Linked DNA regions of Homo sapiens: regions 2 and 3 are each linked to region 1. A link is a loop called in an ENCODE intact Hi-C map of the cell type or tissue named here. Cell type or tissue: MCF 10A. All regions are shown on one strand. Links, peaks and the distances in the headings refer to the core of each region. The heading gives the core; the rest is flanking DNA. Region 1 holds the start of LOC105372680 (a long non-coding RNA gene). Region 2 overlaps LINC01441 (long intergenic non-protein coding RNA 1441). Region 3 has its middle 440 kb from the start of LINC01440.

Region 1 (10,710 bases), core at 3,673-8,672:
GGGAAAAGATAACTTTCCTCCACTGCAAAGTAAGTGCTCAATATAGAGTAACAATCAACACCATGTATTTGTTCAGTAACATCAACTGATCTCATATGAGTAAAGCTCAGTGGTAGATGATGTGAAGAATGTAAAGTCCATCAGACATGGATCCTCCCTTCCAAGAGCTTACCATCTACTAATAAGAGAGCTAGGACTAGTATATAAATCATTACAAATAAAATAATAATAATAATAACCCATCTTAACCAGGCACTGGAGATTCAACAACAAATAAGGTAATAATCTTTGCCTTAATGGAGGGTATGTTTCATTGGAGGGGACCAGCAATAAATAATGAAGTGTGTAATTTAAAGTTCTGATAAGAAGTACACCATGTTAGGAGAGCAACAATAGGGAGTTTTAGGTGGAAGATCTACGCACGAAAGTGACGTATGGAGAAAGTGCCCCTCAGGGGAGATATCAGGAAGAAGATGGAAGACAGAAACAGGATAAGGAAGGGGAGGAGGCCAGGCAAGGGGTGACCCCCTTAAAGTCACACGAAGAGCAGCTTCAGCTAACCCCACAGGCAACTCTGCAATGCAAATTATGCCTCAGGGTTGTCCCAATCTGTGGCCAACAAGCCAGAAATGTATCATTCCACAACTGCAGACCTTGGCGAAGGCCCACCCTGGGAGACATAAACCCAGGCACTTCTGGCACTTTTGGGTTGTGGACCAGTTGTCTCCAGCAGCCCAGGGAAATCCTCTGAGCAAAGGAGCAGGTGTGGGTGGTGGGAAGCAGAAGCCCACAAAGCCAGGGAGGGGCACTCAGAGCACTAGTGGGACCCCAGGACAGGGACCCCAACCCAGGCCACACAGCAGCACGTGAGTGGCAGATGTGCAAGCGAAGCTTCATCTGTATTTACAGAAGCTCCCCATAGCTCGCATTACTGCCTAAGCTCCGACTCCTGTCAGATCAGCGGCCACATTAGATTCTCATAGGAGCACAAACCCTATTGTGAACTGTATATGCACGGGATGTAGGTCGTGTGCTCCTTATGAGAATCTAATGCCTGATGATCTGTCACAGTCTCCCATCACTTCCAGATGTGGGTTGCAGGAAAACGAGATCAGGGCTCCCACTGATTCTATATTATGATGAGTTGTATAAATTATTTCATTGTGTATTACAATGTAATAATATTAGAAAGTACACAATAAATGTAATGCACTTGAATCATCCCAAAACCATCCCCCCACCTCCTCCAGTCCATGGAAAAATTGTCTTCCATGAAACCAGTCCCTTGGAACTCCGCCAGTCCCCCTGGGGGATGTGGCGGAGTTCCAACAGTGTCCATGACACATGGGCTCTTAGCCTCCTGTTAGTGATGGGTTATCAGGAGCGGCTTCCCTGAGGAGGTGACGTTTCAGCTGCATAGGAGTAGCTAGGCAAACAGCAGGGGAAATTGACTGTGAGATTAATTACAGGGTTATTTAGATGTAAAATGTTTGTGAAAGGCAGTGAACCTGGGGATCTTGTAGGATGCCACTCCCATCTGTGCTCCGTCTGCAGCCCTGACACCGCTCTCTGCCGAAGCCAAAGCCATTAGCGGTGGTGCCAGGTGGTGGGGCTCATTGCTGCCTCTGGTGACGTGCGCTGTAATGGGAGATCAAGGGCTCTTATCAGGAAGCACTTGACAGCCTCACCGCTAAACAACTCAACCTTCGGTGGCCAATTTCATTGCTTATCACAAATGCTCCCAAACACAGAGCTCTTGCGCTCTGGGCTGCTGCGGCAGATCGATGAGGAAGCTCCCCAACTCTCCAAGCCCATCACCATGGATCATGTCTGCCAGCACAAAAGTTCTAAAAGACCTCCACTTTCACTTCCACACGTGTTCCTAACTCCGGCTGAGAAAATGAGATCCAAGAAGCAAGCTTGAAGAGAAACTCCACGTGGATCTATCTAGATCAGTGCTTCTCAACCTAGAGGTGGTTTTGGCCTGCAGGAAACATTGGCAGTGTCTGGGGACATTTGTGCTTTTCAGGACTGTGGGGGGCAGGGGTGCTCCTGGCATCTAGTGGGCAGTGGCCAGGGACACTGCTAGACATCCTGTAAGGCCCAGGACAGCCCCCACAACAAAGAATTATTTGGCCCAAAATGGCAATAATGCCAAGGTTCAGAAACCAAGGTCTGGAACAATAGTGTGTGGCAAAGGTCAGCTCTCTAATCTACAAACTCTCTTTTTCTTGCCAAGATCAGAAACATGATATATGTAGGTCATGATGTTTTTCCGTTTTTCAAGTGGCAAAAAAAACCCTATGCAAGCCATCTTAAGTATAAAATGGGACTTATTGTACAAATAATTGATTAGGCAGGGCAAAACCCAGAGGTTCTAATGATGCCATCAGAAATAATCTCAGTATCTCTTTCTGTCTCCCTCCCCTCTTTCTTCCTTCCCTCCCTTCCTCCTTCCCTCTCTCTGTTCTTTTTTCCTCCTTCCTTTTTGTCTTATTCTGAAGTAGCCTCGCTCCTTGTGGAGGCTATAAAGAGCAACAGCTTATGTTCTGCTAAATTGATAACCTCAGGGCAAGAGCACTCCTTCCTGATACTTCATGTCATGATCTAGCAATTGGCTGGATTTTCCAACCTAGGTGACTTGACCACCCCTGAACCAATCACCATAGCCAGGAATGTAGCACTGTCATTGGTCACACCTGAGTCAGGCGTCCACCTGTAGAGTCAGGGTGAGTAAACCTACCCAGAACCATGGACTGAGATTGGGCTCCAAGGGAAATAGGGATGCTCTACGTGTAATTGTTTATTCAATCCTCACATCAGCCCTGGAACAAAGATAATACATTGTATCCATGGACAGGGAAGTCCCATTGAGAAGACAGCATGGCAGCATGACTGGGATGTGGTGTCAGGAGCCAGGCAGCCCAGGGTCAGTTCCCAGCTCTACAACTGACGCTAGGCAATGGTGTTTGGTTTCCTTGTCTGCATAGTGGGAAATGGCTTGTTTTGAGAATCAAATGAGTTAATACATATAAAGGGTTTTAAATCATGCCTGGGACAGACAGAAAGCCCTTGATAAGTGCTGGTGGTTGTTTCTGAGAATTAACCCAAGCAATCCAAGGGGTGCTTTTCACGTAACTTATGTAAGTTTTCTGTTAACTTGGATCGGATTTTATAATCCCATCCAAGTTTACAGAAGAAACTGAAATCCAGAAAAAAAATCTGACTTCTTTCAGATCATGCAGGTCTGTGGCAAATACAGGACAAAAGGGCCCACTTGTCCTGACCCCTGTCCAGGGCTCTTTTCACTGCCCCACGGACCCTTTGGAAGATTCAGTGCACTCTAAATTCCATCAGCCCCAACAGGTGGCCATCCACCCTGGAAGCCAGCCCATGTTGATTTTATAAACTTTCCATCCACCATGACATGCTGGCCTCCCCAAATATAAAGCATCCCCAGCCGTGATAGGGGTTGAGAGCCTCACCTTTCTCAGTCAACTGGGGGTCATCCTACTCCCGTGGCTGCACAAGGGGGAGGCGGTCACAGTTTTAAGGTTCATTCACACACTGCTCTGGCTTTCCGGCAGCCTCCTTCACTCTTTCTCAGGCTCCCTGGAAACCCATCAGCCCCATGATATTTATTACCTGCTCCTTCCATTTATGAGTTAGTGATGGAAAAAGAGAAGCTGTGTACTTCTTTCAGGCAGCATGAGAGGCAGAGAGAAGAAAAGGTTATGGCTGTGTTTACTTTACTTAGTGCTGTTTTCCAGGCTGCCTCCCAATTGACGCTCAACAGCAATCCAATAGCATATTATTAACCAAAGAGCTTTCTCAGATAAACACCAAACAGCTGCTATAATGACACACGACCTAGGTGGAGAGGCAAAGATAAATGCTAATTTTAAAATTAAATTGCTATTTCCCTGCATGTCTAAGAGAATGGGAAAAGAATGATGGGAATAAGTGATAGGAAGTAATGATGTAAATGGAACTGGGTCGTCTCTACCCATCCACAACGAGGTCAAAGAGAAAGGGCTGAGACTGTCTTAAGAATTAACATTATTGAACGTTTAACACATGCCAGATATGATGCACTGTGATGCACTGTTGCATTGTTTCATTTAATGCAACAACCCTATGTAGATATAGGTGCCTTTTTTTTTTTCTGAGACGGAGTCTTGCTTTGTTGCTCAGGCTGGAGTACAGTGGCGTGGTCTCGGCTCACTGCAACCTCTGCCTCCCGGGTTCAAGCAATTCTCCTGCCTCAGCCTCCCGAGTAGCTGGGATCCCAGGTGCATGCCACCACACCTGGCTAATTTTTGTATTTTTAGTAGAGACGGGGTTCATCATGTTGGCCAGGCTGGTCTCGAACTCCTGACCTTGTGATCCACCCACCTTGGCCTCCCAAAGTGTTGGGATTACAGGCGTGAGCCACTGCACCGGGCAGATATAGGTGTCTTTAGGATGGATCGTGATATGGTTTGGCTGTGTTTCCACTCAAATCTCATCTTGAATTGTAGCTCCCATAACCCCATGTCATGGGAGGGACCTGGTGGGAGGTAACTGAATCATGAGGGCAGGTTTTTTCCATGCTGTTCTTGTGATAGTGAATAAGTCTCATGCCATCTGATGGTTTTATAAAGGGCAGTTCCCCTGCACACACTCTCTTGCCTGCCACCACGTAAGACGTGCCTTCGCTTCTCCTTTGCCTTCCACCATGATTGTGAGGCCTCCCCAACCATGTGGAACTGTGAGTCCATTAAACCTCTTTCCTTTATAAATTACTCTGTCTTGGATATGTCTTTATTAGCAGCATTAGAAGGAACTATACAGCTCTCCATTCTACAGTTGAGAAAACTGGGGCTAAAAGAGATGAAGTAATTGGGACAAAGTCATAAGTGGAATAAGTGGAGAGGCCAGGATTTGAATCCTGCCAGACTGGCTCCAAATCCCATGAGATTAAGCATTATGCTAAATTACCTCCTGGGCCTGTGCAGAGGGCTGTAGCATTTGTCAGATTTGAAGGTATATTTTGAGTTAATCTGTCACTTACCTAACAAAATATTTACCAAGTCCCAGTTGTTAGCCAATGAGATGGGAATCACAAAACGACCTAGAACACTCTCTTGCTTTTTTCTAAGAACAGCTTACACATAACCTTCCAGAGGGAAATCAGGACTCTTCTGAAAGAAAGACTAATACAGCACATCAGTTGGAGGTCCAGCATTTTCTTTTTGGGTTACCAAGGTCCATTCAAACCTGGAGACCATGTAGCTCGGTGGTTAGGCCGTTGAGAGACCCAAGTTTAAACTCCAGGTTCTCCTCTCATATGCTGGATGCCATCTCAGCAAAGTGACACAACCTCTTTAAGCATTTTTCCTTTTAGCGTAAAATAGAGAAAATAATCATATCTACCACTTGCGGTTCTTGTAAGGATTAAACAAAGATCTTTATCATTCTGCTGAAGTTCGAGTTTGCCTGCAGGAATTAGGCTACTGACTTCTACCCTGCTGTTCTTAACTGTCAAACATAGTTTTGCCATCACCCAAGTGTCCCTGGCCTAAGCATCCCTGTAGCCAGTCATGGAAATCTTTTTGTTGCAGCCTGTGCCCTCTGGTGGAACCTAAAACCATCTGCACCCATTGCTCCAAGGAGATGGCTCAGCTCAAGCCTGGTGAAGTTCCACGCACAGTGCAGCTGCACAGTGGCATCAGTGGATGCTATCATCATCATGAAATCCAAACTGATTTCCCTACTAGGAATTGGAATAAGGATATTGATAGGGCTGTCTTTCTCCTTCCTCAAAACTCCTCACACTGGTGGGCTGAGATCTCCTATAGTCAAGTTACCTCTGACTGTCCTAAGTCTCCATTCAATACAGTAGTTAGTACAAACCCTGCCCGCAGCAATAATAGCCAACATTTTTAGCACATAACTAATCCCAAGCACTGAGCTAAGCACTCCATAAACATAAGCCCAGGGAAGCCTCAGCACATCATCACAAAGTAGAGATGGTTATCATTTGCACTTTACATGTGGAGATACTGAGGCTCAGAAAGGGCCTTTCTCTTGCCCCCAGATCACACTCGCTGGAGGTAACAGAACTGGACTTCAAGCCAAAGTCTGCTGGCTGCAGAGCCTGAGATCACAGCCATTCTGCTAGGGGTCAGAGTCTGTCTGCAGCAGTGAAGGTCCATGGCAGCGTGTTCCTGGCTGCTGCCTTCAAGTGCCCTTCAGAAAAAGTGAAACTCACTCTAAGAATCTCAGAGGCTGAATCAAAAGCCCCCTAGTAATATTCTGTGCCCTCTAGGTTTCTAAATCCTGTTATCCTCCAGCCAAGAGGCGTGGCTCAAGCATGTCTCCACCTGTGATGATTAGCATAGCCTGTCCTCTGTCGAGACCCAAAGTCAACACTTGACTACATAATTGCTCTATTAGTCTCTTTGAGTCAAAAAAGACCAGCCGGTGCGGTGGCTCATGCCTGTAATACCAGCACTTTGGGAGGCCAAGGCGGGCGGATCACGAGGTCAGGAGATTGAGACCATCCTGGCGAACACGGTGAAACCCCGTCTCTACTAAAAACACAAAAAAATTAGCCAGGTGTGGTGGCGGGCCCCTGTAGTCCCAGCTACTCGGGAGGCTGAGGCAGGAGAATGGCGTGAACCCGGGAGGAGGAGCTTGCAGTGAGCCAAGATCGAGCCACTGCACTCCAGCCTGGGCGACAGAGCAAGACTCTGTCTCAAAAAAAAAAAAAAAAGAAAGAAAAAAGAAAAAAGAAAAAGACCTCAATCCAGTGGATTAAGAGGGGGAAAATGCCAGTAATAGGCACATACAATTGGAAAGTTCAGGAGTAGAGACTGTTAAAGCAAACTAAATATGGCCTGAGAAGGACTCTGTACTTCTATATTCGAGTCCTTGTGGACGAACTGCAATCTAGCTTAGTAAGTAGACAAGACTGAAAACCTAACTTAGGAGTAGGCGCCTGTAACAATAGCTGAGTCTTGGCCAATCCCAGCGGTCATACTTCAACTATTCATACACTGCTGAGTGTTCAGACTGTGTTCAAATAAAGCAAACGCCAAGCTGTAACCAATCCAGCCGTTCTGTACCTCATTTCCGATTTCTGTACGTCATTTCCGATTTCTGTACGTCATTTCCCTTTTTTTCTCTATAAATCTTCTTCCACCATGTGGCTGCGCTGGAGTCTCTGTGAATCTGCTGTGATTCTGGGGGCAGCCCAATTCGTGAATCATTCATTGCTCAATTAAACTCCTTTAAATTTAATTTGGCTGAAGTTTTTCTTTTATTAAGGCTAACTCAGAGAAGGACCCAAGCCCTCAAAGGGCTCCTGTGACGTCTACCCCATGCTAGGTGTTGGCTTTATTCACAGGTATGCTTTCCCTTCCCAATAGCAAAATGGCTGCCAATAGGCCGAGGCAGACACCCTAGCAGCTCAGCAATCCCTGTGGAAACTGAGTTTCTCTGCTCTGTAATTTCAGCAGCCATCTCAGTTTGCACTCCATTGGTCCACTTGGAGAATCACATGCTAATCCCTGAACCAATCACTTCCTGCAACCAGGAAGTATAGTCATCTGAGTGCACAGAGCTGGATCATGTGAGCAGCCCTGGGACCTGAGGATGGGAAGCTGGGAAAGCACCATCCGAGAGGGCCCAGACAGAGACAACTGGAGGTGTGGCCCCTCACATAGAAATTGAGGGAAATTTCCTCAATTCTTCCCAGATGGAAATCTTCTGCTGGCACCAGAAGCAGCAGCATTAGATGCCAGACAGACAAGAGCCACACTGTCTCTTTTCTTCACTCTCCCAATCAAAGGCACATCATGCCAGATCCTCTTTCCCCTGACTCATTTCTCCTGACTTTATCCTATGATTTGCGAAGCAGCACAATGTAGTGGACGTTGTATAACTCCGGGGATACTTTAAGAGAGGGAGGAGGGGAAGAGAGAGAAATGACTTCATTCTTTTCCCAAAGTTTTGCGGCAGCTCAGAGGTCTCTGGTTTATGGACACACATTAAAGAATCTTTTCATGAGGACTGTTTTATGTGAGAAAGCCATTTGAGCAAGGAGGCACTTGGCTGCTCCTTCTAAATGAAAGTTTTCAATTAGTCTGAAGAAGTTAATTACATCGTTCTTTAATAACTGCACTTGTGATTCTACAAATCCTCTATTAATTGATTCAACCATATGCCCCCAAACTAAGAACCAGCAAACAGGTAGAAAAAGACCAGGGAAGAAGAAAGGGGGGTGAGAGAGTCAAAGATAAAGAAGGGCTGTATTATCTGCTGGGTAGACAAGTTATAAAGGCAAGCGTGGGAGAATTCTTGAAAATTGTGGGTGGTGAGAGATTTGGGAAATTCATCCTATAGATCAAATAACCTTTGCAAGCTGCTTGCAACATACACAATACTAGCAGGATGCACTGTGCAGCAGAATCTCAAAAAGAAAGCAATTCTATAGAGCTTGATCTAGACAATTAAAAGGAGCTACTGAATCCAAGGTAGTTTTGGAAGAGGCTACAAATAGCGACTTTTCTGTTTTGTAGAGAAGATCATTAAAGGGGAAGTCAGAAGCCAGGAAATTCCAGTCCCAGCTTTGAAAAAAAGCCGCTGCTCCATTCACCTGAAGCTCACAGTTGTAGGGATATTTAACATAAGCATCAAACTGGCCTGGGTTCAGATCCTGGCTCTGCTACTGCCTAGCCAGGTGACTCTCGGCATGGCATTTCACCTCTTTGAGTCTCAATTTCCTTATCTAGTAAATGATAGAAATAAGCTTATCTATATCACAGGGGTCTTGCAATAGTTAAATGATTAAATAATGCATACAAACTGTTGAGCATTGTTCTAGAACATGATAAGGATTCAGTAAATACTCAGGATTGTGTTCGTCGGTTGTTATCCTAATAATATTGTGTAACAAAGCACTCCAAAGCTCAAGGACATCCAACAACAAGCACCAGTCTCTTACACACACATCTGCAGGTTCGCTGGAATTGAGCTGGGCCTGGTTTCAAGATGCAGGTTGGGTCCAAGTCCACTCCATGTGTCTCTGATCCTCCTTGGACTTGTGGCTACTGAGGCTTGTTCTACTCATAGAGAACAGCAATAGCTGAGTAGGGAAACTCCAACCACAGGAGCAAATTTCAAGACTCTGCTTACATCTGCTAACTGGCCATTGGCCAAAGCAAGCCACATAGCCAAAACGAAAATCAAGAAACAGGGAAATATACTCCAGCCATGGAGCTAGGAGGGAGGGGTTTATATTTGCCAAATAATTAACTAATCTAGCACAACCATTTTAGTTCTATTTGATGGGCACACAAATTATTGCCCAGCAAGCCAGGATATGATGAGTATCAAATGAGAGGTTGTTATAGACTGACTTGAGTACCTCCCAGAATTTATATGTTCAAGCTCTAGCCCTCAATATGACTGTGTTTAGAGATGGGGGTCTTTAAAAGGTAACTGAAGTTAAATGAGATCATGGTGGGATCCTAAATGGTTTGGCCATTTCCTCACCCAAATCTCATCTTGAATTTACTATAATTCCCACTTGTTGTGGGAGGGACCCGGTGGGAGATAATTAAATCATGGGGGCAGTTTTCTCCATACTGTTCTCATGGTAATGAGTAAGTCTCATGAGAGCTGATGATTTTATAAGGGGTTTCCCCTTTTGCTTGGCTCTCATTTCTCTCTTGCCTGCCACCATGTAAGATGTGCCTTTCGCCTTCCACCATGATTGTGATGCCTCCCCAGCCACGTGGAACTATGAATCCATTAAACCTCTTTTTCCTTATAAATTACCCAGTCTTGGGTATGTCTTTATGGACAGCGTAAAAACGGACTAATGCGGGTCTCTAATTCAATAGGACTATGTTCTTTTAAGAAGAGGAAGAGACACCAGGGATGCAGGTGCACAGAGAAAGGACTGTGGGAAGACACGGCAGAAAGGCAGTCACCTGCAAGCCAAGGAGAGGCCTCAGCAGAAACAAGACCTGCCAGCACCTTGATCTTGGATGTCTTGCCTTGTTCTTGGACTCTGAGAAATAAATTTCTGTTGTTTAAGCTACCCAGTCTGTGGTATTTATGGCAGTCTAATCAAACTAATACAATAGTAGAGAAAATCAATGCTAAAAGAGCAAGAAATTGCTTAGAGAGAGAAGAAAACAAACTTCACACAGAAGATGCTCTCTGCTTAGAGGATATGTGGTAATTCAACAGTGAAGATGGAAGTGAGGGGTAGATGACATCCTAGGTGCAAGAGATGGCCTTCACCATTAGTTCTGAAGAGGGACAGAAAGACAATAGCTAACATTTTGTTGTTTGCACTTGGTTGCAGACACTGCATTAGGCTCTTTACATACTTGATCTTATTTAACCGTCAAAACAACCCTAAAAAGTTGACGTCATCAGTATCCTACATTTTAAGGAGAAAGAAACAGGTTTGAGAGATGAAGATTAACCCCTAAGGATGTCACACGACACAATGGGAATATGTCAGCAACTTCTGCTCAGCAGCTGCTGTTTGATGAAATCTAGAAAACAAAGTTCATGGCCTGAGAATAAGCACAACAAAGTACTCCTAGGAAATATTAGACAGATAGTAAAAGAAAATAAGATGTCTCCTCCAAGGCAGGGAGAATTGTGGAGAAGAAAAGAAAAAAAAGGGAGAGAGAGGCAGGCTGTATC
Region 2 (10,710 bases), core at 2,578-7,577, 760 kb before region 1:
TCAAAAAAAAAAAAAAAAAAACAAATTACAGCTATAATAAAGAAAAACTTAATGATTACATTAATGATGAAAAACTTAATGTTTTCTCTAAGACTAGGAAGAAGACAATGATATTAGCTTTAACCCTGCTAATTCAACACAGTGCTGTAAGCTCTAGCTAATCAAAAAGGCAAGAATAAGAAATAAAAAGCAGATATATGAGAAAGCAATAAGTAATTAGCATTCTGTATTTTCAGATAAAATAATTGTTTAAGTGGAAAATCACAAGGTGTCTACAAAAATGGGGAAAAAAAGGGAAACTTCCTATAATATGTCAGTGAGTTTAGCAGGGTCACAAGATGCAATATAAACATACCGAAAAAATCAGTTGTGTTTCTTTTTTTTTCTTTTCTTTTTTTTTACTTTTGAGACAGAGTCTAGCTCTGTTGCTCAGGCTGGATTGCAGAAGCACAGTCTTGGCTCACTGCAACCTCCACCTCCCAGGTTCAAGCGATTCTCCTGCCTCAGCCTCCCAAGTAGCTGGGATTACAGTTGCCCTCTAGCATGCCTGGCTAATTTTTGTATTTTTAGTAGAGACAGGGTTTCACCATGTTGGCCAGGCTGGTCTTGAACTCCTGACTTGGGGGATCCACCCACCTTGACCTCCCAAAGTGCTGGGATTACAGGTGTGAGGCACTGCGCCTGGCCTTGTGTTTCTTTATATATGTAATGTGCACTTGTACACTGAAATTTGAAATACAATGTCATTTATAATTGCTCAAAAATCAAATACTTAAGGTGGAAATCTAGTGAAACGTGTGTAGGAGTTGTATGCTGAAAAATGCAATTCAAGATTAAGATGGAGAGACAAACTTCATGCCCATATTAGAAGATTCAACATAGTTGACATGGTTTGTCTCTGTCCCCACCTAGATCTCATCTTGAATTGTAGCTCCCATAATTTCTACTTGCTGTGGGAGGGACCGGGTGGGAGAAAATTGAATCATGGGGGTGGTTTCCCCCATACTGTTCCCATAGTAGTGAATAAGTCTCATGAGATATGATGGTGCTATAAGATGAAACCCCTTTTGTTTGGCTCTCATTTCTTCTCTTGTCTGCCGCCATGTGAGATGTGCTTTTCACTTTCCACCGTGATTTTGAGTCCTCCCTATCCACGTGCAACTGTGAGTCCATTAAACCTCTTTCTTTTGTAAATTGCCCAGTCTTGGCTATGTCTTTATCAGCAATGTGAAAACAGATGAATACAATAGTAAAGATGTCAGTATCATCCATATTCATATACAGATTTAATGCAATTTCTACCAAAATCCCTGCAAGAATTTTTTGTAGATTTAGACAATATTGAATAATCTTGAAAACAAAAAATAAGGTGAGATGAATTAGTCTACTCAATTTTAAGAATTACATAGAGTAATCAAGACTGTATGATATTGGCAGAGAATGGACACACAGATCAATGAAATGGAATAGAGTCTAGTCATGGACCCACATACATATGTGAAACAATTTTGGACAAAAGACTGGATTAAGAAAATGTGGCACATATACACCATGGAATACTATGCAGCCATAAAAAATGATGAGTTCATGTCCTTTGTAGGGACATGGATGAAATTGGAAATCATCATTCTCAGTAAACTATCGCAAGAACAAAAACCAAACACCGCATATTCTCACTCATAGGTGGGAATTGAACAGTGAGATCACATGGACACAGGAAGGGGAATATCACACTCTGGGGACTGTGGTGGGGTGGGGGGAGGGGGGAGGGATAGCATTGGGAGATATACCTAATGCTAGATGACGAGTTAGTGGGTGCAGTGCACCAGCATGGCACATGTATACATATGTAACCTGCACAATGTGCACATGTACCCTAAAACTTAAAGTATAATAAAAAAACAAACAAAAAAAACAAACAAACAAAACAAAACAAAACAAAACAAAAGTTCAAAACCAATTCAATGGAAGAAGGAGAGCCTTTTCAATATATGATGCTGAGCTAATTGGATATCAACAAGTGAAAAATGAGCTCAGACTTAAGTCACATACTTTACAAAAATTAAAATCACAGGCTTAAATGTACAACCTGAAACTATACAGTTTGTAGAAAAATAGAACATTTTCAACATCTAGAGTTTTCAACATCTAGAGTTAGGCAAAAAGGCTATATAGACTTGATACTAAAAGCAGTTTATGAAAGGAAAAAATTGATAATAGGACCTCAACAAAATTAAATACTCTTGTTCTGCAAAATTCTATCCTAAGAGAATGGAAAGACAAGCTAAAGACCACGATAAAATATCTGCAAGTCACATCTGACAAATGATGGGGATGTTCAAAACTGAATGTTCAAAACTTAGCATTAAAAAAAATCTTAGAAAATGGACCAAAAACCACAGTGATGCATTTTACCAGAGAATATACAAATGAGAAATAAACACATAAAATTTGCTTTTATTAAGAAAATAGAAATTAAAAACACAATGTGATAAATTATACACAGTGATTAATTATTATTTTACAGTGATGAAACCCAATACTGGCAAAGATGCAGAGAAACTAGATCACTCATATATTGCTAGTGGAATTTCTTAAATAACAGAATATGAAACCACCATATGAGCAGTAATTGCATGTCTGAACAGTTATCCCAGAGAAAATAAAACATGATCAGATCAGAACCTGTACATAATGCTTATAGTAGCTTTATTCATGATAGTCCCCAATAAAAGATAACCCAGATGTTCTTCAACAGGTGAATGGTTGAACAAACTGGTGGATCCCTTATATATTACTCATCAATAAATAGAAATGGGCTTCTGATACACGCAACCACCTGCATGAATCTCTAGAGAAATATGTGGAGTGAAAAATGACAGTTCTAAAAGCCTATATACTGTATGATTCCATTTGCATGGCATTCTAGAAAGTACATAATTATATAAATAGATAGCAGATTAGTGGTTGCCACGAGTTATGAAGGGTTATATTTGTGGGAGGAAAGTGGATGTGGTTATAAAACAGCCGTATTGTGGTGATAGAATTGTTCCGTATCTTGACTGTATCAATGTCAATATTCTGGTTATGATAATGATGACCTACAGATCTGCAATATGTTACCAAAGGGGAAACTGGGTAAATGTTACAGGGGAAATATCCCTATTATTCTTCACAACTCTGCAAATCTATACTTACGAGAAATAAAAAAGTTTGATTAGACCACTATACTATCTTGAATCTTAACACATTGTGCAAATAAATTAATTCAAACCAACTGATATTTATTGACTTTATTAGCTATATTGTTAGTTGCTGCCAGGGGCCTAATGATATATGTGAGGATCTGACTGCTACAAAATTATTTGTCTACCATACAAAGCATGGAAGACCCATTGCCTTGAGTCAATAACAAGCTGAAAAACTTGTCCTTAGTCCCAATTGTAGCATTTACCTCACTAGCAGAAGAATTAACATGGGCATGTACTTTTAAGATTTTTGGGTGCTTCCAGATTACTCTTGATCACATGGAAGTGACCTTTTCCAACTTTCCCCAAGCTGGACTAATTACAGCCATTTGTCGCTTAATGATGGGGATACATTCTAAGAAATGTGTCATGTTGTTAGGCAATTTTATCCTTGTTTGAATCTCATAGTGTGTATTTACAGAAAGAAACCTAGATTAATGGCCTACTGCACACCTAGGCTATATGGTATATGGCCTATTGCTCCTAGGATACAAACCTGTACAGCATGTTACTGTATTGAATACTGTAGGCAATTGTTACACAATGGTATTTGTGTGTCTAGACATTAAAAAGGTATAGTAAAAGCAATATTATAATCATATATATGTACATATATATGCATGTGTGTATGTATTTTCTAGTTGATTTATTCCTTATATGTAAACTTTAGCTTCTTTTTGTTAAGAAATAGTCTTAAGTGATAAATAGCAGAGACCCATCTGGGGTCAGAGTGACTGGTTGAGATCCTGATTAAGCTACTCACTAGTCATGTGACATTGGACAGGTCACTTAACCTCCCTTTTTCTTTCCACATCTGATAAATGAGAATAAAAATAAGCACTATCTCTGAGGATTGATAGAAGAATCAAATGAAGTAGTATTATAAAGCACACAGAACACTGTTCTAAACAGGTGTTAAATAAATTCACAATTTGGCCTTGGATAATTTCTTCTGACTCTGTGAAATGAAAGTCAGTGAAATAAATACACTCTCACTTTTTCATAACTTCTAGTCCAACAAATATACTTACAGATTTATATGCTTAGCTGCAAAATGATCATAAACAATTTGAGTACTTTTATAAGGGAAAAATGAGGTTAAAATAATAACTCCTGTAAAACACATGATGTGAATGCTTCAATGTGTCAAAATGCTGTTTTTCATTTAAACATTTAGATAATTTTTTTCTAATTTCCATCCACATGTGTCAGAATGAAACCTCACAGGCTATATTTTACTAAAATTATTTTGTAGGTGTCAAGAATGTGGACGCTTGAATTCAATCTATCTACTGAAGATTATCTGTTTGCCAGCAGCCCCACCTTGCACCACTTTTAGAATCAGTGAACTCTCTGGGGGATATTTTTTTAAAAATTAACTGATGTATTTAATTAGAGAAACAGAATAAAGATATTTTTCAAAAATAATGCATACAATTACTCAAAATTCTAGACATGACATTTGTGCTGTTGATTTGCTGAACAGCACAGTTGATAATCAGAAAATTTGGACCCCCTCGCTGTCGACTTAGAACAATGTCGTTTCTTAGGGTGACAGCAGAATGGATGCTTAAAGATAATAAATTCATTCATCTTACCTTCCTCACATTTCAAGTGAATAATGAAATGTGAGTAAGTGACTCAAAAAGATAAACTTAAACTCACCACCAGATGTCTCCACTTTGTAAGGCAATTAACCAAACAAAAAAGAGGTGATTCAAAGGGAGGGTTGATTTAAGGCAGTGTTCTTGTGTGCAGTGATTTGTTCCCCCTGGCATATCGGGTACTACCGTCTTTCAGTGGGTAGAAGCCAGTGTTGCCTGTAAATATTCTACAATGAACAGAACAGCCCTCCGTAACAAAGAACCATCTAACCCAGAACATCAAAACATTTTTTATGTGAGATTATAAAAGATTATAAGAAAAAACAGGTATGAAACTAAACCCTGTTTTCTCCCAGCACCCTCTAGATATCTCTATTATATGCCCAATAACATAACATTCTTTATTAATGTAATATCATTTCCGTTTTACTTGAGTGTCATCCTCACCAGGTGATGATGTCTTATTGAGAACCTGACCAAGGTCATTTCTATCTCTGTATGCCTACTGCTTCCTAGAGTGTGTGGCATGTGGTACACACTCCATAGCTTGTCAAATGAATGATTTCATGAATTAATCATAATAAGGTATAGACTATAAGTGGAGCAAGAATAAACTCTACATTGAAGAAAGATGTGTTTCAGAATCTGTCAATCCCAAGTGTAATGGAAGCTGGTGGCATTAGCAAGCAGCCAGGGCCTAGTGGTAACAGGTGGTGTAGGTTGTTAGAAGGAAAACGGAGACGTTAGCAAAATTTTGAAGGAGGATGCCAGGCAAGAACATTATACACAATTGAGTTGTTCGGAATTCCTTCTTGAAAAAACTAAAACTTTTATTTAGATTAAAATATAAAATTGCTGGATGGTACTTGGCAATACCATCCAGCCATTTCATATTTTAATCTAAATAAAAAACTTCAAACAGGATTGTCAAAAGAACTGATTGATGGTCAACACTAAATGTATATCTGTGTGTATTGATTCAAATGTAAATACCAAATTAATAATAACTATAAAATTTGGAGTAGGTAAAATAATAAAACTGAAAAAGTAAAAATACTGTAATGAATAATAAGTTAGAAGGTTTCAGAGGAAATTAAAAGAAGTGTTAGATTTCTTTTTTTTTTTTTTTTTTTTTTTTGAGACGGAGTCTCGCTCTGTCGCCCAGGCCGGACTGCGGACTGCAGTGGCGCCATCTCGGCTCACTGCAAGCTCCGCTTCCCGGGTTCACGCCATTCTCCTGCCTCAGCCTCCCCAGTAGCTGGGACTACAGGCGCCCGCCACCGCGCCCGGCTAATTTTTTGTATTTTTAGTAGAGACGGGGTTTCACCTTGTTAGCCAGGATGGTCTCAATCTCCTGACCTCATGATCCACCCGCCTCGGCCTCCCAAAGTGCTGGGATTACAGGTAGATTTCTTAACTATGCAGTTGAATATATCACAGCTGTAAAATTGTAGGTTAAAATAACTACAAATTCTTAGTGTCATTTACAATTTTTTTTCTAAATTTTGGGGAGATGAGAGAAACTATATTTTGGAGGGTAGAATCATTTATTTTCATTTAAATAACTATATTTATATTGAGTATTATTCTGTTAAATTTGACAAAATATTCAATATTTTGTATTTTAAAATCATCCAAAACATAACATTTCCCTGGAGCTTTTCTTTTTTTTTCTTCCAATCATCACCCACTAACCCATTCAACCACCTATCCATGTAGGTTTATAGGAAGATACTTGGAATGCTGTTTGTGCCATGTTACTTATGCTATTTTTGCGTGGTTGAATTTGGAGCTATTTTTAAATTTTATATTTTCGTTTTTTCACAGACTATTTATTTATAATGAGCATTATTGATTTAGAGAAAACAATGTACTACACATCTTTGTTTTAAACTTTTTTTTTAATTTACTCAGTCTACTGATTCAAATGTTGATCTCTTCTGAAAATACCCTCATGGGCACACCCAGAAATAATATTTGATAAGCCATCTTGGCATTCCTTAGCTTAGTCAAACTGACATAAAATCAACTATTACAAGTGCTTAATTATGAGTAGTAGCAGTGTAAATAATATCTTTTCTTGTATTCTGTCATACTTTTTATTTTAAAAAGTTACATTTTCCATGAGGAGAAAACATTTAGTAGTTCATTCTGCAGAATCTATGTAGAAAGGACTTCTATCATTCCTTCAGAAGACAACTGCTAGAACAGAAAAAAAATTGAGGAAACACAGAACACAGACCTTCATTTCTGCTTCTCTTTTCTTTGGCTGAATCCCAAACAGCTAAGCCCAGTAATATTGGCTTGGACAACCAGATGTTCTCTTTCACTTGTACTCTCTCTTTGACTTCTGGGCTAAGTGGTAACTTTGTGGAGTCTTAAGAGAAGTATGGAGTTGGGGGAAAATTACTTAGAAACAAAATCAAAGGAAGCCACAAAAGTAAAAACCGCATCTGTCATAAAGGAATGTAACAAAGCTTGCAAACTCTGGAATGATGAAGAGGCAGCAGGCTTTGTGCTGAGTTCAGTCATTTCTCTCAGCTATTAAATATTGTCAAGTATCTGTGCTCCTTCTTGACTCTAAATGAAGCTTCCTTCACTCCCTTTAGATTCATTTATTATGCAGTGAGACATTTTTTTTTTCTTTGGAAGAAGGGACTAATATACTTGCACAGGCCAGCTTTTGTTTATTTGTCTGCACCAACAAACTTGCAAAATCGTCCTCTTGAAAAGGTAAAATCACCTATGCATAAATTTCACCTGGAAAATTACTGCTTGTTACAAATGTGAAATACATAGACTGTCTAAGGCAAAGCTACTGAAAGCTTCATTCTTAAGGACATCAACTTACGCTGAGTATAAAATAATACTGGAGAAATTTGCCAAGTTTAATTGGGAATTTTAAAAAATCAAATCACCTCTAAATAATTATATAAGGTATGAGTTAACTGGATACTTGGAGAATCCTCTTCTTCACTGAAAGAGATGAGATCCTATGACTCTAAGCTTAAAACCCTTCACTGGATGCTGATGGCACCTGGTTCCTAAGGAGGCCATTGCAGGTCCAAAGTGAGGTGAGGAAACGAAGGAGAATGGAAGGGGGTTTCCATGAAGCTAGATTTTTTCCCAATCTAATATATTTATGGTTTGCCAAATAATGCTGTCCTCCTCCCTGCCAACACACACACCAAGTACCCACTTCTTAATCCCCAGAACCTGAGCTCGATTACTGTGTTATCTTCCATGGCAAAGGGACTTTGCAGATGGGATTAAGTTAAAGCCATGGAGGCAGGGAATTTATCTTGGATTATTCAAATGGGGCTACATGAATCCTTTAAAGTGGAGAACATCTCTCAGTTTTCGTCAGAGAAAGGGATGTGATTATGGAAAGGGGATCAGAGTGATCTGATGTGAAAGGGACTTATCTATCCCATCCTTGCTGGCTTCCCATGGAGGAAGGCACCATGAACCATGGTATAAGAGCAGCCTCTGCAAGCCGGAAAAGGCAAGAAACAAAGTTCCTCCTAGAGCTTTCAGAATGGAGTGCAGCCCTGTCGACACCTTGGTTTTAGCTGAGGGAGACCCATGTCCGAACTGTGATCACAAATACTGTACGATAATAAAGTTGTGCTACTTTAAACCATGAAGTTTGTGGTAATTTGTTATGGCAGCAACAGAAAACTAATACAATATTTTTATTGTTTTTTGTTTGGGCGGTGGTGTTATTTCTAGTTTATTTCTTCCTTGCCAAAATGAAATATAATTATCCTGTGTTAATCCCCTAATCTGAATTCTCCACTCCTTCTGCCTTACATGTACCTCTTCCTCCTTTCTTCCCTTTCTTCTTTTTTAAAAATTGTGTTATGAAATTTAACTGTTGACACATAGAATAAACTCCCTGGTTCTTGTCCATGACGCATTCTATGTATGGCTCTTCTAATCCGGTCCCTCCTTCCAGTTGCATGCCCACCCCCAACTCTTTAACCTCTAATACGGTAAATCTCAGACTTCCCAGTGATCACAATTCCTCTGGTACTTGTGAAGATGCACACGCCCACTTCCCACCATGCACCTGCTGAATCAGCATCTCCCAGAGAGGGATCTGAAAATCTATGTATTTAGCAAGGCATATAGTCATTTGTTAATTATGAGAAACACCATTTTATTAGCAGCACCAAACCTAATATCCCCTGTATGTGCTATGCCCTCCCCACAACCCATTCATGCCTCTAATCAGGTTTCCTTCTGCTAGAATTCCCTCACTCCTCTCCTTCTTCCCATTCTGGTTCCTTCCCTGACTTTACCAGGCCATCTTCTCTTCCTAATTGATGTTATTTGATCCGGATTCTCACTTCCTGTGAGTCCCCTAGCTGACCCTCTATCTTCAAATCATGTAGAGCATTCACATAAATGATGATGGCTGCATTTACCATATTGTCCTGTAATCATCTGTTTGTCAGTCTTTCTTCATCAGCAAGATTGTGTCCTTGGATGCAGGGATTGTGCCTTGCTCATTTTTCTCCTCTAAGGCCCAGCAGGTGCTGAAGATGTATTAGATGCTAAGCAAGTGCTTTCAAGAGGAATGAGTGAAAGAATGGTCACAGGAATGAATTAAATACTAAAGGCATCACATAATGAGCTAATTCTCTACTTTCTCTTTTTTAAGCACCATGCTCCTTTCAGTTAATAGCCTAAGGGGATTCAATTTAGAGAGCCTGTCACAAATGTCCATATGAGAAAGGAAATCTGGTGTGTGGGGTTTCTGGGTTAGAAAGAAAGAAGTCATGCTATGCCAACTTTACCTTCAAAATGTATTTCACTTATTACTAAACACTTCTCACAACTCCATGGACAGCATGCTGGTCCAAGTGTCTGTCATTTCTTTGGCCTCACAGTGGTTCTTGAATATAATAAGCACAGGGGCTTTTGCCCTGGCTATTCCCTCTGTCCTAGATAGTATTTATATACGGTGGTATATGTATCATGGCTCAATTCCTCTCGGAGAGGGTTTGTCTAAGTGACCTATCTCAAATATTGCTCCTATCACAAGTGGTTTAATTTACCCTGCTATATTCTTTATTTTCTCTATAGTGCTTATATAGGATGTATATTGTACATTTTTTTCTATCTTGCTAATAAGAATATAAGTTCCATGAAGGCAGAAATTTTGTCTGCTGTATTCACTGTTCTATCCCCAGGACTTAGAATCATTCCATGTATACAGCAGGTGTTCAGTACAGATCTGTTGGATGTTGAATACGGGTGTGGCAGAATATTCCAGTAGAACCAAGCAGCCTAGTCATTACATAATACAAGGTGCGATACATGCATACACTCATCCCACCCAGGACACATCAGACATCTTAAGGTGGCATTTTAAATGCACCTTAATTTATATCTGCAATTGCTAAGACACAAAAATTTAATGAATATTTTCTTCCATGTTTTTTTTACGTCTATTTCCTCAGAAAGCATGGGAGATTTTGCCTGTCCGTTGTTGCCATCGTTTTCCCTTGTTAAAGTAGTCCCCCAACCTACTGCCCGTTGCAGCCTGAGGGAACAAGGCTGGGTTTTTGTGGATGATGGTGTCCTGACGCAGGTCCACTTTAGTTTTTCCTATTCCTATGGTGATGCTGCTGAGGACCAATTAAAAATAAACAAATTGGGGCAGGCACGGTGGCTCACCCCTGTAATCCCAGCACTTTGGGAGGCTGAGGCGGGCGGATCACGAGATCAGGAGATCGAGACCATCCTGGCTAACACGGTGAAACCCCATCTCTACTAAAAATACAAAAAATTAGCCGGGCGTGGTGGTGGGCGCCTGTAGTCCCAGCTACTCGGGAGGCTGAGGCAGGAGA
Region 3 (10,710 bases), core at 2,796-7,795, 1.2 Mb before region 1:
GAGAACATGCAGTGTTTGGTTTTTTGTCCCTGTGATAGTTTTCTCAGAATGATAGTTTCCAGCTTCATCCATGTCCCTACAAAGGACGTGAATTCATCCTTTTTTATGGCTGCATAGTATTCCATGGTATATATGTGCCACATTTTCTTAATCCAGTCTATCATTGTTGGACATTTGGGTTGGTTCCAAGTCTTTGCTATTGTGAATAGTGCTGAAATAAACATACCTGTGCTTGTGTCTTTATAGCTGAGGTCTATGTGCTAGTGGGTCCATTTCATGGGGGTCCTCAGTGGGGCCTTAAGCTTCTGAAAAACAACTCTGGGACAAATGTTAACATGTTATCACTGGTTTCTATGGGGAAAGCAAACATTTTTGGAACTCTGTCTTCGTTAACTATTGTTTTAGACCTCTATGCTTTAACAAGTTGCTTATTCACATCTGGGTCTAGCTAGGTTCCTGGAATTTTCCTTGAAGGAACTTAGGCTTTTCCTTTATTTCCATGCTTGGGGGTCTGCAGGCTCCTAAAAAGGAGGTCCTCATTCTGTCTCGTGGATGAATATTTTCTTTCTCTAAAATGGTTTTCTGTATTTTCCAAATTTTCTGCAGTGAACATGCATTATTTGTATAATCAGAAAAACAATGAAGACCAGATCAATTAAAACCTAACAAAAAGAAGCCTAGTGCCAATAGTCTTGATATTTCCTTCTTATATGCAAAGAATAAAGACATTATATCATCTTATTCTAGCTTTAAAACAAAATGAAACAAAAATGCTGGAACAACCTTGAATAGATATATATCATAAGATGTGCAATCAGTATCAGGAGCTGCATTATCCTGTGCATGGAGCTCAGAACAGACCACAAGATTATGCAGCTCCCTTTGTTACTTGTCATTCTTATGAAGCTGTCATCTCATTTCTCAAAGGAATTTCCAGTCTGTAATGTTACCTTTCCCACAGTGCCTTATTTCCAACAAAAATAGTAAGAGGGCATTAGGTCTCAATTCCCTTTGCTTTATATTCTCTCCTTAACCGAAAAGAAAACTAATTAAATATGTTTTCCTTGATCAAATGCTTTTTTACCCCTAAGCATCCTGGAAAGTGGTCTCAGAGTCAATATTTTGGGGATGATGCCTTCTCTACAGAATGAATTTCTCCAAGCTCAACTAAAATGGTCAAAGGTCTATCCACATTTTAAAAAATTAAGAATTTACCAGACACTTTTCTTTCTATTTATTTACTTTTGAGGATAAGGTCTCATTCTATTTCTCAGTCTGTAGTGCAGTGGTGCAATCGTAGCTCCTTGAAACCTTGAACGTCTTGGCTCAAGCAATTCTCCAGCCTCAGCCTCTCAAAGTGTTGGGATTACAGGTGTGAGCCACTGTACTTGGCTCATTTTTTTCCTTTTTAAAAATTCTGTTGTTGAATTATTTAAATCATATTAACAGCACATAAAGGTTGGTGAAGTAAGAAAGTGGGGGTGGTTAGAGAGAGAAAAAGGGAAAGCATACCTCTTTTTTCTTATTCATTTTTCATTTAAAATTATGTGTGAGTTCTTCAATAGACTGTCATAGTACTCAGGAACAGGTGCGTGCGTGCGCACAGACACACGCACGTGTGACTCTACCCACTCCCTGATAAAAATGTGTTCAATGTTTAACTTTATTTTTATTTATTTATTTATTATTTATTTTGAGACGGAGTCTCGCCTTGTAACCCAGGCTGGAGTGCAGTGGCGCGATCTCCGCTCACTGCAAGCTCCGCCTTCCGGGTTCACGCCATTCTCCTGCCTCAGCCTCCCGAGTAGCTGTAGCTGGGACTACAGGCGCCTGGCACTGCGCCCAGCTAATTTTTTGTATTTTTAGTAGAGACGGAGTTTCACCGTGGTCTTGATCTCCTGACCTCGTGATCCACCCACCTCGGCCTCCCAAAGTGCTGGGATTACAGGCGTGAGCCACCGCGCCCTGCCCAATGTTTAACTTTCTAGCAAAAAGACAAACTTCATGCAAGCAGGAACTGGGCTCATTTTGTTCACTCTGTTATCTCCCATCTTTGGAACAGTGAGTACCGCAGAGGAGATGGTCTGTACATATTTTCTATATGAGAGGTAGATTTTTAAGGTATAAGGAACAATAGTTGGTCAATTAAGGAGCCTCTTACGTCCTTGTATGAAAACAATCCTATATTGTTTTACTTTGTCTTGAATTTTGTGAACCAATATACTGGCTACTATGTTCAGAGAATGTAGAGCAGCCCTGGTATATCTTCTTTTTATTTAGAAATAGTTTTAAACTTAGAAAAAAACTTAATACAAGAAACTTTTTCCCCTAAATCATTTGAGAGCAAGTTGCTCACATGCTATCCTATCACCAACCAATATTTTAGTGTGTGTTTCCACAAGCGAGGACATTATTCTACATAACTGCAATACAGCCATCAAACTCAGGTCATTAACATTGACATATTACTACCATCTAATTCATACACCCCATTCAAATTTCTTCAGTTGTTCCAATAATGTTATTTATGACAAAAAATCCAATCCAGGATCACACATTGCATTGAACTGTCATGTGTCTTTAGTCTCCTTCCAACTGGGACAGTTCCTCAGTCTTTCCTTGACTTTCATGACACTGATGGAACAGTTTGGAAATCTACAGATGATCTATGTTTTAGGATGTCTCCCAATTTAAGTTTGTCTGATATTTCCTCATAATTGGACCAGGTTATTCATTTGGGGCAAGAAGGTCCCAGTTGTGATGGCCGCATGTGTGTCACACACTCCATCAGGTGGCATTCGATCCTGACTTTTCCCATTCGTGTTGAAATTCACTTTGATCACCTCCCAGTTTCTCCAATGGAAGTTGCTCTTTTCCTTTTGAAATTAGTATGAATGTCATGGGAAGGTAACTTGAGAATACGTAAATATCTAATTCCTCGGCCAGGTACAGTGGCTTACACCTGTACTCCCAGCACTTTGGGAGGCTATGGTGGGATAATTACTTGAGGTAAGGAGTTCAAGACCAGCCTGGGTATTATAGCAAGACCCTGTCTCTACAAAACGTAAAAGAAATAGCTGGGTGTGGTAGTGTATGCCTGTAGTCTAAGCTACTCAGGAAGCTGAGGCAGGTGGATCATTTGAGCTCAGGAGTTTGAGGTTGCAGTGAGCTATGTTCACACCATAGCACTCCAGCCTGGATGACACCGTGAGAACCTGTCTCCAATTTAAAAAAAAAAAAAATCCAATTCTTCATGAAATTCTTACTCATTAGTTCTATATCCATTGATATCCCTTGGATAAACTATTACTATGATGATTGCTAAATGATGATTGTCTAATTCCATCATTCTGTCTATATCTATTGACATTCTACTATAGGAAGATTTGTTCTTTCTCATTAATTTTTATTGGCAAAATCTCATGAGTTCGTATTTTGTTCAATTGATAAAATTCATTATCATTATCCATTTTGATGTTTAAATTTATTTGACATCCTGGAAGCCCTTTCAAGTTGACATCAGTTTCATTTGTCACAGCTATGATTCTCTGAGAACGTTCTTATTTTCTGGCTGAAAACACTCTGTACTTACCTAGTTCTGCCCCAGCCCTGGTATCAGGCTTTATTCTAAGAAGCTTTGATTTCTTTTGGTAGAGAATGGTATTTAGAAACCAAGAACTGGACTCTAATTGTGCTGATTGGTTTTGAGTTATCAATATACTGGCTTTCTCAGAGAACACAGCTTGGGTATGTATATATATTTATAAAGTTTAATTAACTTTTCTCCCTTTTCATGTGTGTACACCCTTTCTCCAACAGTGTAAAAGTTGGTTACTGTTATACTTAGTATATTTACTCAGAGATCACTTGATTTCTGAGACTTTGTGCCAGGCCTCTACTGTCACTCTTACCTATAAGCACCCTCTTCACCTATTTCAAGCTCTTCTTCATCCAGTATTTATGAGCCACATTCAATGTGGCACTCACATTCCAAAGATAGTAGATAGAGAAGTGAACCAAATAAACATGGTCTCTGTTCCCATGAAGCCTGTCTTCTACCTGGAAAGCACTGAGATAGATTTGAATTTTAATTGTTTTTTTTTTTTTTTTTTTTTTTTTTTAGTGGTCACAAAACTTCATCAGGCAGTCACATAAACCATAAGGAGGTTAAAGGCAAACATATGCAGAAACATTTTAAACAGATTCACATGTAGGTCAACATTCATAGAGATTTTCCAGCAATAATGCTTTTCTAGAAAAGGTTTATTAAAGATATCAGTCAATTGTAAGAATTATGATCTATAAATGCTATTCATCACCACCTAGAATATATATCAGACATCAAAGTATTAACTTCTTTGAGTAATTTTTTTTCTAGTTAAATCTTCATTGTCAGACCTCACTTAGATGCAAATTCTTTAAGAGAAATCTTCCAGAGAAGCTTAAATTATAAAAGCCATATAAGTAGAAACACTGTATGTAAGTGGAAGTGGGGTCTAGGAAGCTTTCCCCACCTTCTTCCCCTTCTGTGCAATCCATGGAGCAACTCTGTAGAACACAGTTTGAAATCCTGGGCTACTTAAATGCCCTACTTTTTTTTTTTTTTAGCAAACCTGAAAAACTTCATTCCTTTATGTGGTCAAGAAATAATTACTATGCATCTTTTCTGTACCTAGTAATATACTAGGTGCCATAGAAAAAAGAACAGAAGCCTGGAAAGGTCCACTTTTATCTCACTGAGTTTGCAGACTTCTAGGAATAGAGGCAGCATACAAGTAAGCAAACACAAAGATATTTCCAGACTGATGTAAAACATGTGAAGAAAACCCATGAAGCTGCAAGGGAGCATTGTGGCAATCCTAAGCACTTTATAATAGCGTGGCTTGGAAGAACCTTCATAAAGTGGTGATACTGAAGCTGAGTCCTCGGTAATGTAGATCCAGGCATGAGAATGGTGGGCAAAAGTGATAAGATAATTTTAGACAGAGGGAACCGTGTGCATAAAGGAGCTGAGGCAGGAAGAAGCAGGCATATTCCTAAGAACCTTGCGGCCACTATAGTTGGGAACCATAGATCAAGGATAAGAGGATAAGTTAGTTAGGAAGAGGCCAGTTTTTGCAGGGCTTTGTTTAGGAGTTTAGATTTATTCTTAGACATGGGAAGTCGCTGTAGAATAATGATTGAATAAGGTGTTCGTCATATTTTGGCTACCTAGCAGCTCACCTTCTTCCTGTGTTTGGGAGGATTATCCACTGTATGAGTCCTGGGAATCACTGCTCACCCCCTGTCTCCTTCTCCTAGTGGAGTTCTTCTCTCTCAGGCACTTACAGTGAGAGAAGCATGGCACAAGATCAGGGCTTAGTCAGTCCTATGCCCCTTTCCAGAGCTTTGAACCTGGAGGAGAGTAAGGGAGCACAGCAGAGGAGAAAATTTCCTCCCACTGCACAGTCCTAATTAAATGGCTCTTCCTGGGCCATGGCAATGGGTCCTGTGGCTTGTCTTCCTTGGCAATGGGTCCTGTGCCTTGTCTTCCTTGGCAATAGGTCCTGTGGCTTGTCTGCCTTTGAGGCTTTATTTCTCCACCCTGGCTCCCCAGCCTTTCTGTCCATCTGGCAAGTGCTCAACATTCCTCTAACTAATTTTTCTGCATAAGTTACTATCTTGTATACAATCAAGAACTATGGCTGTTGAAAAAGATATCTCTGGCCACTAGATGGAGATAGAGAAGGCTAGAACAGAGGAAAAGGTGGCCTTGATTTGGGTAACAAGGTGATGATAATGGAGAAAATTCAGAGTAGAGATGAATACCCAAGAGTAGGTAAAAAAAAAAAGCCTCTCAGGTTGGGGAAGAAAACAGCTGTTAGTAAGGCCGTGAACTTTCCTTCACATGAGAATTCTGAAGCTAGCCTTTGGCTACAACCCAAAGTATACTGAATTAAGGTTTTGGTAAAAATAAAGCCACTGTTTAACAAGCTCCCTTACTTGCATTTTCAGTTATAGCAGATAGTGAGAAGCATATACGAAGTAGAAGTGAGGTGGGAAAAGTAGCACTGTTAGAGTCCATTGGTTCTTTTTACCTTTGCATCCTTTTTGAAAGCAACATTTTCATTCAGCTCAGCACAAAGATGCATGTTCAGAATCATAACCCTAGGCGAGCAGTTGTAAATACTCTGGAAGATGTGGTTTGTTTTTTGTTTTGTTTGTTTGGCTTGTGCCGCATTGAAAAATGAATTAGTTGTCAACATTAACAAATAGGAAGACTGGATTTTATTGCAAAAATGTTTAGCTTGGGCTGGGTGCAGTGGCTTATGCCTATAATCTCAGCACTTCGGGAGTTTGAGGCAGGAGGATCACTTTAGTCCAGGAGTTTGAGACCAGCCTGGACAGCATGGCAAAACCTAGTCTCAAAAAAAAAAAAAAAAAAAAAAACTTAGCTGGGCATAGCGGCCTGGGCCTGTAGTCCTAGCTACTCAAGAAGCTGAGGTGGGAGGATTGCTTGAGCCCCCGAGGTCGAGGCTGCAGTGAGCCGAGATCACAACAGTGCAATCTATCTTGGGTGACAGAGGGAGATCCTGTTTCAAAAAAAGTTTAGCTTTTCTGTAGAAGAATTTTGAGCAGCTCCTTCTAAAAAGGAAATGTACACCTCCATTTTGCCACAGTCACCACACTCCCTCTTGGCTCTCTTGGCAAATATTTGTGTTACTTGTTAACTCTCACGGGCATTTGATTTTGAAATTTCCTAAAGATACCAACAAAAGTTTGAATTCTGTTTCATGTATGTTTAAAAATATGAACATGAATGACAATATGAGGAATATTCCTATTAATGTCATTAAAATACTTACATGGTAGGAATTAAATCTCATTATCTGACTCTTTAATAATGAAGATGGAATCAAGCATTGTTCTATAGCCATATTTCCTGATAATTGTTTACTATAAGATATTTTTTGATAGTCTTATGAAACAAAGAGATGAGGATGGTATTATATAGGGCAAATTTTGGCTCAGGTAAACATGATTGTTTTTCTAATTTGGGAGGAAAATTCTTTTGTGAAAATAATCCAAGAGTTGCTTTGCCTTTTCTTCTCTCATGAATAGTTAACTTCCGAGGTACTTGGGATCTTCTTTTGAATTTTAATCTCTTTTCCTACTTTTCTGTACTTCTAGACATGTTCAAAGTCATATGAATTGTACAGATGTAAGACAAGTCTTAAAAAATCATAGAGAGTATCACAGGAAAGCATTATTGAAAAGACATTACTAGTAGATATTTGACTAACCATAGGGTTTTAAGTTGAAAATAAATTGGAGAACTTTTTGATCAACTTTTTCACTGGGCATTGGGGAATCTGAGACATTAATTTTTAAAAGACTTTACTACAACCAGAGATGACTTTATAGTGAGATTCAGAGAACATGCTACTGGATTTCAAGTTCAATTAGGATAAAATCTCAGTTCCAACTCGTGCATACAGTTCCTTTGTAATCTGTTTCTTGCCTGCCTCCCTGACTCTCACCTTTTTCTGACATGGCTCACTAAATTCAGCTCACACTTTTAGAACACACTGATGTGGGAGGCTAGGCTTAGAGTGAGGCAAGGGAAACATCACTTTACATTTTCTCCCTCACCCCACCTCCCACCTTAAGTTTCGTGCCCTGGTAAGGCACTCACCACAGGCACAAAATTTAAGGGGACACAAAAACATAGTAATCAAGAGAAATCACATTTAATATAGTATTAAAAAAATAAGTATCAATGCAAAAATATCTATGATGGACAACCTACCAACATTTTAAATACAGATCAGTGTTCTGTGTAGCCACAGTGGATCTTGAGGTGAAGGGAATTACATGTACCCATATTCAGGTTTTAATTTTTTATTTATTTATTTATTTTTTTGAGATGGAGTTTCGCTCTTGTCGTCCAGGGTGGAGTGCAATGATGTAATCTTGGCTCACTGCAACCTCCACCTCCCCAGTTCAAGGGATTCTCCTGCCTCAGTTTCCTGAGTAGCTGGGATTACAAATGCCTGCCACCACGCCCGGCTAATTTTTTGTAGTTTTACTAGAGACAGGGTTCACCATGTTAGCCAGGCTGGTCTCGAACTCCTGACCTCAGGTGATCCGCCCGCCTCGGTCTCTCTGGGATTACAGACGTGAGCCACTGTGCCCTGCCAATGTAGTTTTTAATCGTTATTTTTTTTTTCTGAAACATTGAAGTTGTGGAAAATATATTGAATAATTGAAAAGTGGGTGTATTAAAACGGATAACATTAATATAGGCTCAGATATCTTATACTAACAACAGAATTTATTACAATTTTAATTTCCTGGATTTAATGGAAGCAAACTTGTTGATACTATTCTAAAAAATAGCTCCCTTATTTATCTCATTTTCAACTGAGAGATTCACTATGACCATTTCTCTTGTCTAAGCGACCACCTTGAATAATCTTCAATAAAGTAAATTAAGTGTTAATATGGCCTCTGAGAAACAGCACACCCTTGCCCACCTAGGTTATAAACAAATTGAGGACAAAATGAAATGACGGAGTGATAGCTAAAGGTCAAAATATCACCTTGATTCCTACAGAGGCTGATTTGGAAGACTTGCTTGAGGCTTATTCAGACAAGAAAGCTTATTAGTTCTAAATCTCATGGTTGGGTAGACAAAACCAGCATATCAGGGCAGGGCTCCTTCTTCTCCTTCCCTAAGAGGGCAGAGCTGTCTCTGAAGAAGCAGAACTAGAGGCTACTCCCTTAGGGCATGGAGCTGGGTCCTGAGACAAAGGATGCAAATCAGTTAAACATGAACAGTTGTAGCAGGATGAGCCGCAGATAAAACCTCTCAGACACTGAGTTGTAGAAGGAAGGGCTTTATTCAACTGGGAGCATCGGCAAGCTGCTGCCTTAAAATCCGAGCTCCCCGAGTGCACAATTTCTGTCCCTTTTAAGGGCTCACAACACTAAAGATTTCACATGAAAAGGTCGTGATTGATTTGAGCAAGCAAGGGATACGTGACAGGGGCTGCATGCACCGGTGGTCAGAGAGAAACAGAACACGGCAGGGAGTTTCATAATGTTCTTCTATACAATGTCTGGAATCTATGAATAACATCAGCTTCTAAATCATAAGTTGATTTTTAACTACTGGGTTTAGGCCAGGCAGGCCCGGGCCTGGTTTCAGGCCTGGCGCCGGGCTGCCTGTCTTTGGTTTTACTTCCTTGTTGTTTTTACTGAATATAAAACAATATGAGAGGGGGTCTCTCTTCTCTCACAATTATTCTGCCTAAATTTACCACTCAGATGTCTCTGCACTTATTCTCAAGCAAAGAGACTTGGGGATAGAGGGATGCCAGAAGTTATACCAATGAAGGAACATCAGAAATGGAAAAGGAGGATTCCCCACTAATGCAAACAAGGCACATTCGGCCCCAGGACCTTTGCTTCTGCTGCTGTCTCTGCCTGAAGCACTCTTCCCCTAGGTCTTCACATGGCTGGATGCCTCTCAACATTGTGGTCAAAGCTCAGTTGTTATTCCCCAAGAAGTCCATCCCTGACCACTCTACTTAATGTGGTTCACTTGTTTATTTTTCTTTATGGAGCATCTATCTAAAACTATTTTATCAATACAATGTAAGTTCTCTAATGGCGGTAACCTTGCCTGTCTTGCTGAGCACCTCAAAGTGACCCTGGCACAGAGTAAACAGGTGTCTGAGGTGAGGGTTTTCAGATGCAGAGCTGGAGATCAGTTTTCTTGTGCAAATGCTTTATGGGGGGTGGGGGAGGTTCTGAAGAGAACTGAGAGATGTGGGACAGTGCAGGGGAAGAAGCTGATAAGAAGGACATGGAGTCAGTTCTAGAGTGATCAACCCTCCCATTTTACCTATGCCTAAAGGGTTTCCCAAAATTTTTAGTACTAAAACTGGGGCACTTTTAGGAAAACCAGAACTGTTGGTCACCTAGCCTCAGCCTAATCCCATAGGGGAGATCTGGTGCATATATTTAATCAAACAGTTGTCCCACTTTGAAGCCAGTGAGCCTTCCTTCAGTATAAGTCAGTGGAGGTGGCTCCCATCAGCTGAGGGCAATTCTCAAGAATGGCTGTGAGCTATCAGTAGGCAAAATTCACAGCACCTGGGGAACGGGTTCACCTTCTGGAAAAGGGATTCTAGGTGAGGCATCAACAGAGTAGTGTGTACACCATTACAGCCTGCAATAAATATGTGTTTAATGAATGAGTAAAATACATCATGAAATTTACAGTCTCATCCCATGTTAACGTGGCTCAAGCAACATCTCTTTTGCATTTTGGACTTTTGTGTAATGGAGATGATAGAAGTTTCTTAAGCTCTTTTATCATACGCCTTGGTAATATTTTAGCTTTTTACAACTAGAACACACTGTTCCTTCTTATTTGTGTATACACAAAGTTTATGACTTGCTGACTCAGATTCTCTCAGCCTGTTAATGCTCGCTGGGGGTGAGTTAGGGACTTTGAGAGGCTGCGCTAACTTCTTAATGAATCCCGAATGCCTCGTAGGAAATGTTGGTACTATTCCATTGTGACAAATGGTATCTTAGTGGGGCAAAGAGACATTCCTTCTACAACTCCAAAACAACCAACGTAAAAGATGTAGAGAGGCAGGTAATCCATTGGTCTTATTTACTTAATTTCAAGTAATTTATTTTAGGCTTTTTCCACCT

What was found. Peaks named below come from ENCODE experiments on the same cell type or tissue, not always from the same donor. Only the 100,000 strongest peaks of a DNase experiment are listed, where the experiment ranks them.
Region 2: it touches region 1 in a loop (27-fold over the local background); 22 of 110 quality-filtered maps call a loop at or near these places.
Region 3: a loop joins it to region 1, with 17 times the contacts of the local background. A loop is called at or near these places in 2 of 110 quality-filtered maps.

The regions. Positions count from the first base shown.
Region 1 is chr20:56,165,660-56,176,369 of GRCh38, forward strand. It overlaps LOC105372680 (a long non-coding RNA gene), which reads right to left and starts at 4,122. Exons shown (of 4, transcript XR_936893.3): 1 at 3,486-4,122; 2 at 1,509-1,638. In MCF 10A, for the core only: a CTCF peak has its summit at 5,627 (motif pointing left); no DNase peak of the experiment used is centred there.
Region 2 is chr20:55,410,821-55,421,530 of GRCh38, forward strand. LINC01441 (long intergenic non-protein coding RNA 1441) reads right to left here. Exons shown (of 3, transcript NR_110064.1): 3 at 9,516-10,710. Among named protein-coding and RNA genes, the nearest start is that of LINC01440, 6.9 kb to the right of the region's middle. In MCF 10A, for the core only: a CTCF peak has its summit at 4,890 (motif pointing right); no DNase peak of the experiment used is centred there.
Region 3 is chr20:54,974,834-54,985,543 of GRCh38, forward strand. No RefSeq gene overlaps it. Among named protein-coding and RNA genes, the nearest start is that of LINC01440, 440 kb to the right of the region's middle. In MCF 10A, for the core only: a CTCF peak has its summit at 5,684 (motif pointing right); no DNase peak of the experiment used is centred there.